2 separate regions of the Homo sapiens genome follow, and region 2 is linked to region 1. The links are chromatin contacts, found by Hi-C in ENCODE. All regions are on one chromosome and are shown on one strand. Each heading gives the region's core, a stretch centred on a gene start or an enhancer-like site at or near the end of the contact. The rest is flanking DNA. Distances are from core to core; before and after follow the strand shown.

Evidence for each region. A loop is a pair of places that touch in the nucleus more often than their neighbours do. Pooled maps may share reads with other maps.
Region 2: a loop to region 1 is called in a map of gastrocnemius medialis, with 2.7 times the contacts of the local background. The contact joins two enhancer-like sites. A Hi-C loop is called at or near these places in 4 of 168 maps with a recorded cell type or tissue (gastrocnemius medialis and psoas muscle) and 1 of 50 pooled maps.

Annotation. Positions count from the first base shown.
Region 1 is chr2:216,828,140-216,832,949 of GRCh38, forward strand. No RefSeq gene overlaps it. Among named protein-coding and RNA genes, the nearest start is that of TNP1, 30 kb to the right of the region's middle. Within about 2 kb of position 1,606, at least 7 of the 41 ENCODE cell types and tissues checked have a DNase peak (open chromatin) inside an H3K27ac peak, as active enhancers do; they include gastrocnemius medialis, where a contact is called at or near this core.
Region 2 is chr2:216,878,670-216,883,129 of GRCh38, forward strand. No RefSeq gene overlaps it. Among named protein-coding and RNA genes, the nearest start is that of TESHL, 10 kb to the left of the region's middle. Within about 2 kb of position 2,147, at least 3 of the 41 ENCODE cell types and tissues checked have a DNase peak (open chromatin) inside an H3K27ac peak, as active enhancers do; they include gastrocnemius medialis, where a contact is called at or near this core.

The DNA of each region.
Region 1 (4,810 bases), core at 356-2,855:
TGTCATTCCTAAGTTTAATTGACCAGGGAATATGTTTTTTTTTCCCCTTAGGAGTATCTTAGGGGCTAGAGTTCCAAGAACACTCTTCAGAAATTGCTGAACTGTGCAGATATACCCACTGACCTATAAAGATGCCTTGGGCATTCCTCTTTCTATTCCTTTGCCCACCCCACTTTCTCCATCTGGAATCCATCCTCTGTCTGTCCATAGATCCGTCCATCCATCCAGTAAACATCTACTGTGTTCCAGGCACTATACAAGGTGCTTTCTCCTAAGTCATCTTGTTAATTTTTGCCACAGCCCCATTCCATAGATAAAGAGGTGATAGAGACAGGAGACAGACAAGGGTCCCTGGCGAAAACCCACCTAAAACCTAAAACAATCCTGAAGGCTGAAAAACCGGACTGCTGGTCCTGGATGAAGTCCACCCTTTCCTGATTGGTTCTGTCTGAATAATGCGCACCAAAGGAAGCAGGTGGAGCAGGGAGGAGGAGTCTGGCCTCTTCAGTTCCTATGTAGTGGCCTGGGATTCAGTCTGCAAGGTGCGGGCCTGCTAGCAGGACTCTCTCGCTTTGCTGAGAGTTCCTCTTTCCTTTTTCCTTTTTCACCCAATAAACCCTTCCTCGCATCTCACCCTACAATGTGTCCGTGAGCCTAAATTTTCCGAGTAGTGTGAAAAGAACCTGTTTTTTTTTCCTGCAACAGAGGCAACATATCAGCAGACCACAAAGCTGGACAGTGAAAGGGCTGGGATTAGAATCCAAATTTCCCAATCCGGATTCCAGATTGTTTTTTCTTCTATTCTTCAGTTTTTTGTCCTGTAGTTGCTTATTCATATTTTCTCAATTTGTCAAAATCCTAACTCAAACTTCGTTTCCTTCAGAAATTCATGTTTCCCTTTCTTCCTATGTGCTATGCACAGAGAAACTTCTCCGTCTTCTAAACCCCCTCCAGACCATCTCTATCCAGATTTGGCACCCACTTCATCAGGTTCCCGGTTAAGAAGTGAGTGTGTGTGTGTGGGTGTCTTGGATCTCCAGTGGTGTGTAAGCCAAGCACTTGGCACACATCATCTTTACTTGACACATCAGCCTTGTGGGAGAGGTACCATTACACTCATTTTGTAGATGACAGAACTGATGCACGACGAGGTTCAGGCACTTGCCCAACATCACCAAGCAAGTCAGTGATGAAGCTAGGATTTGAGCCTCAGTCTTCTGGCCCCAGAATCCACATTCCTTCCACTATTCTATGCTGAACCCCTTGTTGAGCCCCTAGTTTCATAGCTGAGAAACTGAGGCCCATGGAAGGACAGTGGCTAGCCCCGAATCCCACAGCTGTGAATAGCCGTGCTAATACCACGTGCAAAGGCTCACATCCGGGAACCTTTCTTCTCCAGCAGGCTGCCTCCCCAGGTCTAATGCAGGTCCCAGCTATTGCTGCCAGTTGGTTCCTGTTACCTGGATGCCATGGAAATTGTACCTTGTAGCTCTTGATACAGCAGGAGCCTGGTGGCTGCTCCCTGGGGGAGAGCCAAGGAAGGTCAGAGTACTAGCCTGCAAACCCAGCACCTAAAATATACCAGGCAGCAACCCCAGTGGAAACCAGGCAGCAAGCCAAGAGCATGACATAACCTTCCCACAGCTCAGGGCTGGAGTCGGCTTCCAGCTCCAAGGTTCCCTGGGTACAGCGCCTAACAGAGCACACGTGCACTTCAGGGCTGCGACTTCTTCCTTTTATTTTAAAGAAAATGAGTTTCTTTTACTCTGGTTCTAGAATTGAGGGCTGGCAGGAATTGAGGGAGCTAAGAGCCAGGAGACCCTTGGACCATGGTGGGGAAGGGGCAAGGAATAGGCTTCAGATTGCTGGTTTCCCAATTTGAATGTTCATCTGGACACTGGAAGAGCTTTCAAAAGTGATCCAGGTTTCATTCCAGACCTACAGAATCAGAATCCCTGGGGACAGGGCCTGGGAATCGGTATTTGAACATGTTCTCCAGGTGAGTCTCTTCTGGTTCAGGTTTGTGAACTACCTTCCCAAATATGCCTCTTCATGGCTATCTCCATTTGCTGGTAGTCCACCAGATCTCCATCTCCCATCCTCAACTCACACTTAGTACACTTTTTTTTTCACCTGTGAAATTTAAATTCTATATTGTCCATTTCCATAGCTTTGAGGGTTGGTGTGATAACAGCACTTAATGGGGGTTTCTGTTATTTTTTTTTTAAAACAGCAGATTTTAGGTTTTCTCTTTAAATGGAAGTTTAGGAGGGGTCTGTTCTGACAGAGGAATAAGTTCCCTGAGAATTCACTTTTGAAAAATTTGGTTGTTTTAGAAGTCTGTCTCTGAGGCCCTTAGTATCCAAAGGAGTCCGTGAAAGTCAGAGGTTGCCATGGGAATGGCAGCTGCCAGGAGACAGGCTATTGTGTTTAGATTCTTGTATTAATAACACCCTCCCCAGCAGCCAGAAATACCTGTTGAAAGAGGAGAGGTTCTTTTCTTCTTATTCAAGAAGAGTTTGGAAAGTTACTTTCCTCTGCCTTGAAGAGGGTCAGGGGTTTGTGGTTAGGTGTACAAGTGACTGTTTTTTCTCCTCTTGCCCAAGGTGAAGCAAGAGAACTCAGTTGGAACCTTGGATCCTCCTAGCTGATCAGAAGACTAGAGAGGAAAAACAAACTTAGATGACTCCTCCTCCAGCATATCTAAGGGGGACAAAAGCCATACTGGCCATGGGGAGACCCTGGATGAGTGTTGATACCAAGCTGACCTGAATTCCAGGCTCAAGTTGTAGATGTGTGTTCTCCCCTGGGGAGGAGTTACTTACAAGGATTCTGGGGAGGTTGTTAGCAGCCTACTTTCCACTTCAGTGGAAAGAGCATTGGATTCCATGCATCTCCTAGCTGCATGACAGGGAAAGAAAAGGAAAAAGAGGAGAGGACTAGTTTTAGTTGAATATTATACGTACCACAAGTTAGATGTTGTGTTAGGTGCAGGGAAATAAAAATCACTAAGGCAGAATTTGTACTTGCAAGGAGTTCTCTGTCTCGAGGCAAGCATGGAATCAGAAATGGCAAGTGGTAGTCATTTTGTTTGCTGACTGGATTGCTGTGATGAGTGTTTTCTGCGGGGAGGAAGGGATGGATGTCATTTGGTATGTCTGGATCTAAATAAACAATACCATGATTTCCACTGCTCAGGAGAGTTGTGTGTGGTGCCCTGTGGATGGTGCAGGTGAGACGTCCAAAGACAGCATCGCTCACACTGCTCAGGACGGATGAGGTACTGAAGGAGGCCAGATTGGAGGAGCCAGCCTGGGCAGGGCTGTGGCTGTTTCAGGGCAAGGTAAGGGGTCCTTCTGTGAACTCAGAGAAGTTTCCTGTTTTGTGTCCTTTCCCAAAGCCCTGGTATAGTGCCGGCCATTAGGAACATTATAAAGTGCACCCAGTTTTTCTTGGTGGAAGTTCCCCTTTTTGTGTCCTTTACCCTTTTAAAAATATGTCTTCCCTTGTTTCTCCTTATCCTTGATCACGTCCCTTTTTTCAGGGAGAGAAATTGTCAAAAAATTTATACTACTAAGAGTAATTTAAACCACCCTAGAAAGGCTTCTATTTAAAAGAAAGAGCCATGAGGTGATGGATATGTTAATTAGCTTGATTTAATGACTCCACATTGTATTAATAAATCATAACACTACTTTGTGCCCATAAATAGATACAATTACAAATTGTCAATTTGCAATAAAATAAAAATAAATAAAAATGAAAAAAGGAAGAGCTGAGAGAACAATGCTTAACTCCAAACAGTTAACGCTGGGGATCTAGACCACATGTACCTAACTGGGGAGATTCTTTAGGCCAGGGGTTGGAAAACTCTTACTGTAAATGGCTAGATAACAAATACATTCAGCTTTGTGGGTGATGCAGTCTCTATTGCAACTAGTCAGCTCTGTTGCTGTTCTTCAAAAGCAGCCACAGAAAATACCAATAAGTGAATGGGAGTGGTTGTGTTCCAATAAACCTTTATTTATAGATACCAAAATTAGAATTTCATGTATTTCATGTGTCATAAAATATTATTTTTCTTTGCATTTTTTCCAGCCATTAAAAATGTGAAAAGGATTCTTAGCTCACGGACTGTACAAAAACAGAATTCTATGGGCCAGTTTGCTAACCTTTGCCTTCCTATCACCTCTCCTATCACATTCTAAGATGAGCGGTGCTGTGGGATGAGGTCACTCTGCCTAGAGATTCTTTTGTATGGCCTAGTAGTTTATCTACTTTTTTTTTTTGAGATGGGGTCTTGCTCTGTCATCCAGGCTGGAGTGCCATGAGTGGTGTGATCTTGGTTCAGTGCAGCCTCTTCTTCCCAGGTTCAAGTGATTCTCCCACCTTAGCCTCCCTAGTGGCTGGGATTACAGGCACCCAGCATCATGCCCAGCTACTTTTTTTTTGTTGTTGTTTTGTGTTTTTGTAGAGACAGGGTTTCACCATGTTGGCCAGGCTGGTCTTGAACCCCTGACCTCAGGTGATCCACCTCCCTCGGCCTCCCAAACTGCTGGGATTACAGGCGTGAGCCACCGTGCCCGGCCTATCCATTTCTTTAGTCAAATGCTTACTGAGGACCTACTGTGTGTTAGGGGCTGCTCCAGGTACTGGGAATTCAGAAATGAATGAGGCAAGTGCCTGCCCTCAAGTAACTTACGTTCCCCTGGCCATGGCAGGAAGATTTAAGGAGTGGAGACAAGATTTGGGTTTTGGTCTCAGTCTTTGCTTCCTTGGACTTGGGTCTCTTTTAGAGACTGGTTGTTCT
Region 2 (4,460 bases), core at 897-3,396, 51 kb after region 1:
TGGTGTGGTTTGTTGCCTAAGACTAGATCCTGACTGATATATGCCCTGGAACAAGGGAGCCAGGGGTTACCCCATGAGGTCATAGGTTCCTGGGCATATCAGTTTTTCTGCTTATATGCAAGTGAAGTGGCTCTAGCAGGCCAAAGTTAGCCCTCCAAAGAAGAGTCACCCATAGGGGTCGCTTGGGAAGAGAAAGTGCAACAAAACTGGAGGAGTGTGCAAAGAACCTCCTGGGGGATCTGCACAGAGATGGTGGTTTCAGCTATGTGAACATATAAAAAGCCAACTTACCAACCGACAGGCTGCAAGGGCCAGATGGGTGATTCAGGCATGGTGCTTTGGGAGTTCCAGGAAGGGAAATGTCAATAAAATTAAGGAAAATCAGAAAGTTGCTCAGAGGAGGTTATGCTGGAAAGATAGGGCTTTTCAGGCTGGAAAACTAGTCACAAGCATGGTCAAGGCAATTCCAGGGGCACAGATCACTTTAGGGAGCCTCATACACAAGGCCAAGGAACTTGGCTTTGCTTCTGTGTGGGCATCTTACCATGATATTGCCCTCAAAAATCATACTATATATATGATTCAGTCACTGTGTACACCACCCAGAAGGCCCCAGGAATAAGTCAGGGTTGAGACAAAAAGATTTGTTTGCTAAAGAAAGGGACTCGCCTTTCCCGCACTAGCTTTAGATGATCCTGAGATGGCACCCTGTCTGTGGGCTTTTCCGAGAAGAGACATCTGACTTGGTTTAAATTTTAGCGAAATCTGCAGTTGATAATAGGATGTCAGACAGTAGGAGGAGTGTTGATGGGTGATCTGCAGAGTGCTGGTCATGACATTTGGCTTTCCATCCCCTTTGGCTTTCCACCCATGCTGTCTTGATTTCTTTAGTGAAACAACTAAGCAATTGGACACACCTTGTCTGAATGCCTACTCCATATCTCTCCCAGACCCAGCTGGGGATAGTATGCATCATCTCCTTTACATAATAGATTTTCCAGGATGGTCCCAATTGAAAATATGTTGGTTTCAGAGTATCCACGTATGCAAGAGCTGCTAATTCATGCCTCAGTATTAACAATATGGCTCTCTCAACTTTTAAATAATAGAAGTAATACATTGGCCTTAAAAGCCAAGAAAATTGGTGCAGCTCCAAATAAAAGTAGTAAATATATTCAGCCACAAAGTCACAGTGGCTTTGTTGCACAACATCAAAAGGCACAGGTTCTTCCCTCAAGGAGCCTGTGGTTTAGTGGGTGAAGCTTCCTTGTCTTGCCTTATGATTTGGTGTTTTGCACGCCAATGTAGGCAGCTATCATAGAGGTAGGAACAGGTGAGCGATCCCCATCTTTCCTTTGGTCCTGTGGGTAAAGGGGAAAGGAAGGGAAGAGGGCAAATAAAGTGTGTGATGATGGGGGGACTGATTGGAAAAATAGGAGGTTTGCTGGTTTCCCCCTGTTGGTGATTGGACCTAGCAGGCATGGCCCTCCTGGAAGGAATGAGGCTTAGAGAGTGAAAGCAGGTGTGCAGGAGGCTGCTGAATCACTTGGGAGAAGTGAAGTCCCCACTGTGACTCTTATCTCCAAACCCCACTTGCTCAGCGTGGACAAGGGTTCAGGATGAGATTCTGCATCTGTCCTCAACTGGGCATTACGGAATGTGTAACTACCAAAGGGGTAGAGGAAGGTGGAGGTGGAGAAGTTCTACAGAAAGAAGAACGTGAAGGCAGAAGCAGAGGGACAGCAGGAAGAGAAGAGAGGGTTCAGGAGGCAAGAGGAAAGGGGCAGGAGGCCTGGAAGACAAGGCCAGCACCAGAGGGCCTTGGTTCCCTGCCTCCCGGGGCAAAGACATCCGGGGTGGACCAGGAACCTTTGCTCCCTTTTGTCCTTACCAGCCCTGGAGAAGCACATCAACCCCCCAGGCTGTCCAGGCCCAGAGTGGGCTTTGGGAAGAAGGCTTGGAAGGAGATTTATTGGAAGGCCTGGGGGCTTTCCCTAGGCTGCAGAAATCATTTGAGGGCTGGGGAAAGATAGGTCTCAGGCCCCTTCCTGCCTCCAGGAGCCTGGCCTGCCTGGCTGCTGGCCACAAGAGCAGGGCCCATTTCCCCTCCCCACTGCACACCCCACAAGCCAGTCATCTGCCTTTTTTTCCCTCCCCCTTCTGCTTCCCCACCCCTTCAAGTTCTCAGAACTGGCTCCCATTAGATTCCAGGAAATGGCTGGTGCAACTTTGTAACCAAATCCGCTCAAATCCCTTTGTATATCTTTTCTGCTCCCTCGCCCCCTCCTTGGTGTCCTTCATGGCTGTGTCCGGTTACAGAGTAGGGACCGGCCAGGGCAGGCTGGCCCTGGCACATGCAGTCAGATCTGAGTCAGGCAACAGCACCCAGGGCCAAATTGTGGCAAAGCAAAGTGAGCCCTTCAAGTCTGGGGGACCCTGGACCTTTTCCCGCTCCACCAAGAATTTATCTGTGCAACGCTGGGCATGTTATTTTTCCTCTGGGGATCTCAGCTTTTCTCACCTGCAATGTTAGGAGAACCTGCCTTTGGCCAGCTCCAAGATTTATTGGTGACGGTCAAGTGGGAGAAAGCACATGTGTCTGGCAGGACACCTGGAGGACAGAGGGGGGTTCTGACTGAGCAACTTCTGTGTGGAGACCCAAGACCCCGAGAATTCTAGCCCAGGCAGGGGTCTGCCCATCTCTCACTTGTGGGACCCTGAGGCTGTCATTTGACAGCAGAAATAGTGATGCGGTGTAGGCCTTCTGCTTGCAGGGACACTTCTTTCTCAGAAAAATTTGTGGAGTTTTACAAAGCCTTGGTGTGGGTGCCAGAGATCTTGCTAGCAATTCAGAGGGCAGGCACTGAGCCTCTAGCCAGGGCTCCCCACTATGATTTAGGCCAAGGCTGGGATCAGGCAACAGGTGGCTTCCGGTGCAGCCTGGGTGACTGATTCTGGCCAGGGCAGCATCTAGAAACCTGTCGGGGAGATGGTTGTGGACAAGATTCTATTCTGGGAGGACACCAGAGTGTCCCAGGCGAAAGGTGGCCAGCTGAGGTATTAAAAAAATGGATCAAACATCTACAGAAATAAAATTCTGCTTAAATCTTAAGTCTGGGGAAGAGGCAAAGAGAAGAAAGCAGACAGGAGGAAAATGAGGGAAAGTTGACAACTAAAAAAGTCTTCAGACATGTATTTAGGGGTTTAGATGTAAGTGGATGTTCAAAATGAAGTCATCTGTGTAATCCAGTGTCCAGATGAATGGGAAGAACAGAGCTGGCACCAGCTAGGTTCCCAGGTAAAGCCTGGTGTTCTTTTCCCTTCCATGGATTCAGGGAACTTCACTGAGAAAACGGGCTAGCTGAAAAATTGCTTAGGGCGGGTGTGGCGGCTCACGCCTGTAATCCCAGCACTTTGGGAGGCTGAGGTGGGTGGATCATTTGAGGCCAGAAGTTTGAGACCAGCCTGGCCAACATGGTGAAACCCTATCTCTACTAAAAATGCAAAAAGTCAGCCGAGTGTGGTGGCGCACACCTGTAATCCCAGCTACTCGAGAGGCTGAAGCAGAATTGCTTGAACCTGGGAGGTGGAGATTGTAGTGAGTTGAGATCGTACCACTGAACTCCAACCTGGGCGACAGAGTGAGACTCCATCTCAAAATAAAAATAAAAAGAAAAAAAGAAAAAGAGATATCACTTAGTCCACCCTAAAATGAGGAAAGTGGAGCCCAGGAGGTCCCATACCTCAGTGCCTATACCCCCCTAGACTGTGGGGAGAGAGGTGGCCATCACTCCTCATTAGGGGATTTCTTGGAATTAGGTTCTCTGGAGTAATGAAGGAGATGGATTTGAGGAATAGCCTAAGGATGAGGCTGGGGAGGGGCTGGACAGGTAGGTTTCATCAAGGGCCTACGGCAGCAGTTCTCAAAGTGTGGTGCTCGAACCAGTGGCATCAACATCACCAGGAAATTTGTTAGACATACAAATTCTTAGTCCCTTCCTGACCTGCTAAAGCAGGACCTGGGGTGGGGGCCCGCCACCTGTGTTTTAGAATCACCCCCAGGTGATTCTGATGCTCTCTAGAGTTGGAGAACTGCCAGCCTCGGGTACTCAGGTGGGGCATGTCAGGAGGCTCAGTGCCGTCTTGACTGGAGACCATTTGAAACCCACAAAGGAGGCTCCTGAGTGAACTCTTTCTGTTCTTCCCTTCCCTCTCCATCAGCTACAGTGTTCTTGGGTCTCCTTCCAGCTGGGCACATCCCATAGCCACCCCTCTTGGGCCACAGCCTTATCTGCTTGTCCCAGATAAACAGTGAATTGGCCTAATCAGTCTGGCTGGACTGGCTGGCTCCAGGGAGGTCTGCTGGTGGTGCCACTAACAGGAATGGAGCCACTCACACGGCTGACCCCCTTCCCCACCCCATAGGCCCTGTCGCCACCGCCATCTCTCGTCTAGGAAAT